2 separate regions of the Mus musculus genome follow, and region 2 is linked to region 1. Evidence: chromatin loops called from intact Hi-C (ENCODE). Cell type or tissue: left cerebral cortex. All regions are shown on one strand. Links, peaks and the distances in the headings refer to the core of each region. The heading gives the core; the rest is flanking DNA.

Evidence for each region. Peaks named below come from ENCODE experiments on the same cell type or tissue, not always from the same donor. Only the 100,000 strongest peaks of a DNase experiment are listed, where the experiment ranks them.
Region 2: a loop joins it to region 1, with 1.9 times the contacts of the local background. A loop is called at or near these places in 2 of 42 quality-filtered maps.

Annotation. Positions count from the first base shown.
Region 1 is chr10:68,583,143-68,586,065 of GRCm38, reverse strand. No RefSeq gene overlaps it. Among named protein-coding and RNA genes, the nearest start is that of Cabcoco1, 43 kb to the right of the region's middle. In left cerebral cortex, for the core only: a CTCF peak has its summit at 1,104; a DNase peak (open chromatin) is centred at 1,603.
Region 2 is chr10:68,463,660-68,466,582 of GRCm38, reverse strand. All of the region lies in intron 5 of Cabcoco1 (ciliary associated calcium binding coiled-coil 1), which reads left to right. Among named protein-coding and RNA genes, the nearest start is that of Gm32872, 64 kb to the left of the region's middle. In left cerebral cortex, for the core only: a CTCF peak has its summit at 1,463 (motif pointing left); a DNase peak (open chromatin) is centred at 1,459.

The sequences.
Region 1 (2,923 bases), core at 122-2,621:
TCCGCCTACAAGGGACTACAGGTGTTTGGCCATGCCCCTTGGGCCACTGGCTCCTGACACAGCTATAGCCTCCCACAGCCCCATCCCCCCCACCCCCCGCAGAGAGGTGTGTGGCTATCAGTCACATAGGAACAGCACCAAGCCCTCCCACACTGTATATAAGAATCATACCCAGATTAAAGGTGTGCAAAAACTACTCTGTTGTCTGAGAGTTTCTGGCATAAGAGATGTAACACTTGGGAAGAGGTCTGCTCTCCCAAAATGCCACCTGAAGGTCCACTACACTCCTCACTGGCTAGTCAGCCTCTCGTAGGCCCAACCCGACTGGACTCAACTCAGGGCAGCGTGGAGTAGCGGAGGCAGCATGGTGGAGGCAGAGGTGGAAGTAATGAAAACGACTTCCCCTCACTGCTAGGACTCACTTCCCTTTGCCTGAACTCTCACACCTGTAGGGCCAGAGATCTCCATGGAAAGCCTCCAGTAGGCAGGCCCACACCTCCCAACATGAAAAGCCAGCTCCACATGTACATACAAGATCAGTAATGGCTCAAGCTAGATCAAATTCCAATATGCAGAGGAAAGAAGGGCACAAAGCCCCATCCCTAGCTGAAGGGGATCCCTATTTGCAATGGATAGACAGCTTCAAGGAGAGGAAGAGTCTGTTATCTTTAAGAGTGTAGTTCTCAATAAATTAGCCATGGTCAGTGAAAGACCACGCATTTAAAAGTAAATAGAGAACATAAATTGGACAGTATAGCAATTAATTAATTAATTAACTAATTAATTAATTAATTAATTAATACAAATGGGGTGGGCAGAGAGGAGGGTGTGAGTCAAGAAAGAGTTGGTGACCAATATAATCAACCTAAATTGTAAAAAAAAAAATTCTGAAAGAACTAATAAAAATTTTAAAAATCAAATGGAGTTAACATTTGCACTTTCCATAATATAAATGAAAAGTGAATGTTTTTGTTCCATTTCTTACCACATGATTATCCTTCTCATAAAAAAGGTGCTCATTTAAAATCTTTGTGTATGAATGTTTCCCTGCGTGTGTATCTGTGCACCATGTGCATGCAGTACCGAAGGAGGCCGTAAGAGGGTGTTGCATCATCTGGAACTAGAATTACAGACAGCTGTGAGCTGCCAAGTGGGTTCTGGGAACTGAACATGGGTCCTATATAAGAACAGCATGGGCTTTGAACTTTTGAACAACCTTTCCATCCCCTATTCTGTCTTCATTAAGGCAAGGGATCACGATTCCTTTTAATACAACTAGAAACCTCCCCCAGTCAGTACACAATGATCTGACTGTTGAAGCAGAACAAATAGGATGACCATGGTATAAAGGCAGTATAGTCATGCCCTTATCTCTGACTGGCTAACTCACGGTTGTGTAAAAAAGAGGCAGAGACATTATTTTGCAGAACATGCATGAGGCCACAGTCATGGAAGAAGTAAGTAGTCAAAGGACTCTCTCTCTGGGAGCTCTTAATTGGAATTTCTCTGCCACCTTCCTCATCCCTCCCATGATGCAGAGTGGTAGGAGCGAGTCTGGAGCAAATGTTCATGTCTGTGGTCCTACACATGCTATGACCATCTGCCTGCTTTCTATTTATTCTCCAGCCAACCCTGAGTGATTACATCTCTAGGAGCCTGCTGCAAAGGATTTGGAAACCTGTGCTCAAAGATGTTTCCTCTTCTCCTATTACGAATATTGTAATCGTGAAACTCCTCCTGAGGTTGCCATTCAGGATTCCCACATTAGGAAGACAGAACGATTGGCTCTTGAGCAGCAAGCCAATGCCAGAGGCCCCACCCCCACCCCTATCCCAGGATTGTGGAAGCATGGTTTGAAGTGTGGTCCTGGCACAGCTTCTCCCACACTTTACCAATGGGAGGATGTTGATCTCTTAGACTCATGCTTTTTACAGATTCTTGGCTTTGCCTTTAACAAATATACTTTCAGTTGGGGGCAGGAGAAGCAAACTCATTTAAATCATGAAGAAATCCTAATCATTATTTATAATACACACACACACACACACACACACACACACACACATACACACACACACACACACAAACACACACACACACACACACACACACATATAATTTCTCTTTAAACTCTATTTAGGTGATATCCTCAAATCTCCTATGGTACCCCTAGTCTTGACATGATTTCCCTGTGTGAGGCATCTGGTTATATAAACTTTCTTTAGTTGAGTCTCGTGTTTCTGGGACTGTTTACAGAGACAGATAAAAGGAATGGCTGCCTGCACTCTGTTCTCTTATCCATATGGCACAGATATGTGTAGGAATGGAAGTCATGGGTCCCATGGGCAAAGAAGAAAGGAATAGAGAGAAAATGATCCAGGACAGGCAAAGAGAGGGCTGGAACAGGAAAGTGAAAAAATAAAGACATCCCTTGCATCACCCTTGTTCTTAAGGACAATTAAAAACAAGTAAGTGATCTTTCCCACTGCTTAAGTAACAGCCTTCTACTGAGAAGTGGAAGTGGAGAGAGCCTGTGGCTTTTTATAGGCAGCCTTGAAATCCAATCATCAACGTAAGTGTTCATCATACATTTATTATATATAAGATTCTGTGAATAATTCTACTTCCTGCATTTGAATTTCTTAAGCTCTATCTAAACTATAGTTTGGTTTGTTTGTTTGGTTTGTTTGTTTTTTTTTAATCAGTTTACAGCCCTGGTCTCGATTAGTAGGCATCATGTTTCCATTTTATTTTAGGATAATGTCGTGGCACATTTAACATTTGCAGTTAGTCATGGAGATTTTCCTCAGGTACCAGTTCACTGTGTAGTGATTGGGGCACATATGTATCAACCTGAACACCATGGCTCCTTAGAAATCTATTTACCAGCAAACTGGCTTAGTGTGTAAGTCAAGAGCATCAT
Region 2 (2,923 bases), core at 324-2,823, 120 kb after region 1:
TGTATGAATGTATCTTTATGTGTCTCTCTCTGTGTATATTGTATGTGTGTGTATATCTCCTGTGTAAATGTGAGTGTTTTTTGTATGTGTGTTCATGTGCTTGTGAGTGTGTGTGTGTGTGTGTGTGTGTGTGTGTGTGTGTGTGTGTGTGTGTGTGTTTAGGTCAGAGGACAACTTTCAGGAGTCAATTCCATCCAACGCATGTTCTGGGGTTGAATTCAGGGTTGTGCATGGCAAGGGCTTTTCCCCACTGAGATATTTCTGCAGGCTCGCTTGTATGAAATCTTGACAGCATCAGTTTCTAATAAGGAATGCAGACCCCGAAAGCTGTCCCATTTATACTGCACTTATGTTATTTTGTTTCAACTACAAATTCCTAGACTATCAAAGCTACCAACATTTGACTGTAAGGCAGTTACATCCTACCACAGAGGTTCTCAAAATACCCAAGGCCCCTCCTCCGCTTCCTCTCCATTGTTAGGATTAGTCCACATGACATTTCTTTGAGCAAAATCCATAATGAGATGAATAGTTTTCTTACTGGAAATGTGTATGTTATATAAACAGTTATTGGAACCATATAATCTATATCGATATCCACCAGGCCTGGTCCTTCTCAGATTTAATGAAGCTGTCCATTCAGTGTGGCTGTCTTGAGCTTACAAGGCTCTGTTTGTCTTCAGAATAAGGCCAGGCTCACAAAGACACATGGCAACTGCCAAGATCATAATTACTTTTATATTGATTTAAATCTAGTAAAATATTAACATTTCTTATCTCTTAGAGGATGGTTTGAGAATATACTACCAAAATGTGAGTTATAAAAAGGCTCATTTTTTAAGTCTGTAATTTGGGCCAAATATCTACCACAAACATTGTAGTGTATGTTTCCAGAATCTTTATGTCTTAGAGAGAGCCATTCAACAATTTATATTTTGATTCTGTTCCTATATTTGCTAAGATTGATTTACCTATCTACCACCTAGTTAGCTAAACATGCCATTATAAGTAATATATATCATTTGAAAATAATGTGATCTATGCAAACAACGTATAAACACATCCTAATTATAAGTAATAAGTGCACTTTTGTGATGTCTCCAGGTTTGATTAATTAGCTTGTTCTAACATATACCAGCCATTTTAAAGCATGCTGTAGCTTTGACCTGTTTAGCTTTTGCTTCATTTAAAGCATGCAGCTCACCCATTTTACTGTGTTTTAAGATAAAATGTACAAAGACCACATGCCTCCCAAAGAAAGATTAAATTACTTCCAGTCGTTTTAAACCGATAGACAAAAGCAAACTCACATGAAACCTATCATCCTGAGTTTTGACAACATAGAATTTTCCAGTTCAGGGAATACACACTCTATCTGAGACACTTCATCAAAACAGGGATAAAGGCCGGAAGGGCCTCAGCAGCTGCAGCTTGCAGCAGAGTCGCACTATGGCGCCCTCCTGTGGAGGTTTGCTCAAAGATTCATCTGCCTGCCCTTGGGAAAGATTTTCCCCCCATCAGCAAAAAATCAAGGCATTCAGAATTAAGGAAATTCTATCTGGTTGAGTCATTCCTTCCATTTGTAACTGGGCTTTGAGCTGCTTTTCAAATCCAAAAACCATTTACGGTACCGAGGATTTGCAGATCAACATACACAGAAGGGAGTGAAGCTTCTCATCTTTATGTCTTAATTATTTCATTGAAGTAGCTATCCCCCTTGATTTTAACTTAATTAAGAGCTAAAGGGGGCAACCAGAAAACTCAGGCCCTGAAGCAGGAAGATAAATTCTTCAGTAAAGACATATTTTTTTTAGATTTGTTCAGTTAAAACCGGTTTTGTGTTAGAAGCATAAAGACTATAGATTTGTAATCATAACAAAGAAAGAACAGTGAAGTTTAATTTGATTAGATTGTGTATTTATTTATATTTATTAAATATATGCAAATGGTGACCATTAGATTTTCAAACCATTAAATTTTTAGCTCCACTTGGAAACTTACCTTTTTCACCCAGAATAAATCAATGTCATTTATTAGATGTCTGTCCCAAAATGATGGGTCATTTATATTTTCTCACCAAAACTGATCCTCCTCCTATGCTCGATATTCTGGGTATAGAAATGTGATCTATGTTGTATGAGACATATACACACAAAGACATTCACATGTGCCCCAATATCTCTGCACTTTTGAAACAAATTTCTGAATAGATCTCAGTCTGTGCCGGATCCCCCACCTGATGCACTAAGCCTATCTTTCCTGCTGCATCTTCTCTTGTCCTGCTTCCCTGTGGAACCTTTTCAAAGTTATTAATGCTGAAGACCTCTACTAACTACTCAAAACTCAAGGCTTACCCTCTCCCCCATAGAAGTTAGGAACCACCAGAGCATGGTTGGGTCACCGCCAACCATAAAATTATTTTCATTGATACTTCATAACTGTAATTTTGCTACTGTTATGAATTGTAATGTAAATATCTGATATGCAGACTAACTTAGGCCACCCCCTGGGAATCCCCAAAGGGGTCGCGACCCACAGGTTGAGAGCCACCTTGGATCTCTTTAAGGAGGGGGATTGACTGAAGGGAGCTCAGAGAAAAACAAGAAAGCTATCCGCAGCATTTGACTTTACAATACAATGGATTTTTTTTTTTTTTTGGTCTCTGCATGTAAATCTCTTTAAATCTGTCTCCTGCAAATGGAAATGGGAAAACACGGGATTTTTAAAGCCTAAATGTCTGTAATTACAGACTATTAGGTGACTGCCGCGCTCATAACTTGAGAAGTGAGCTCAGCTCTGTCTGAAGCCTTAGCCATAATCAGGAGATTATAAGTGAGCACATCCACACTACACGTGTAGAACAAAAATCTTCAAAACAAAAATAGCATGAGAAAGTGTGTGGCGGAGTTGGGGACAGTGTCAG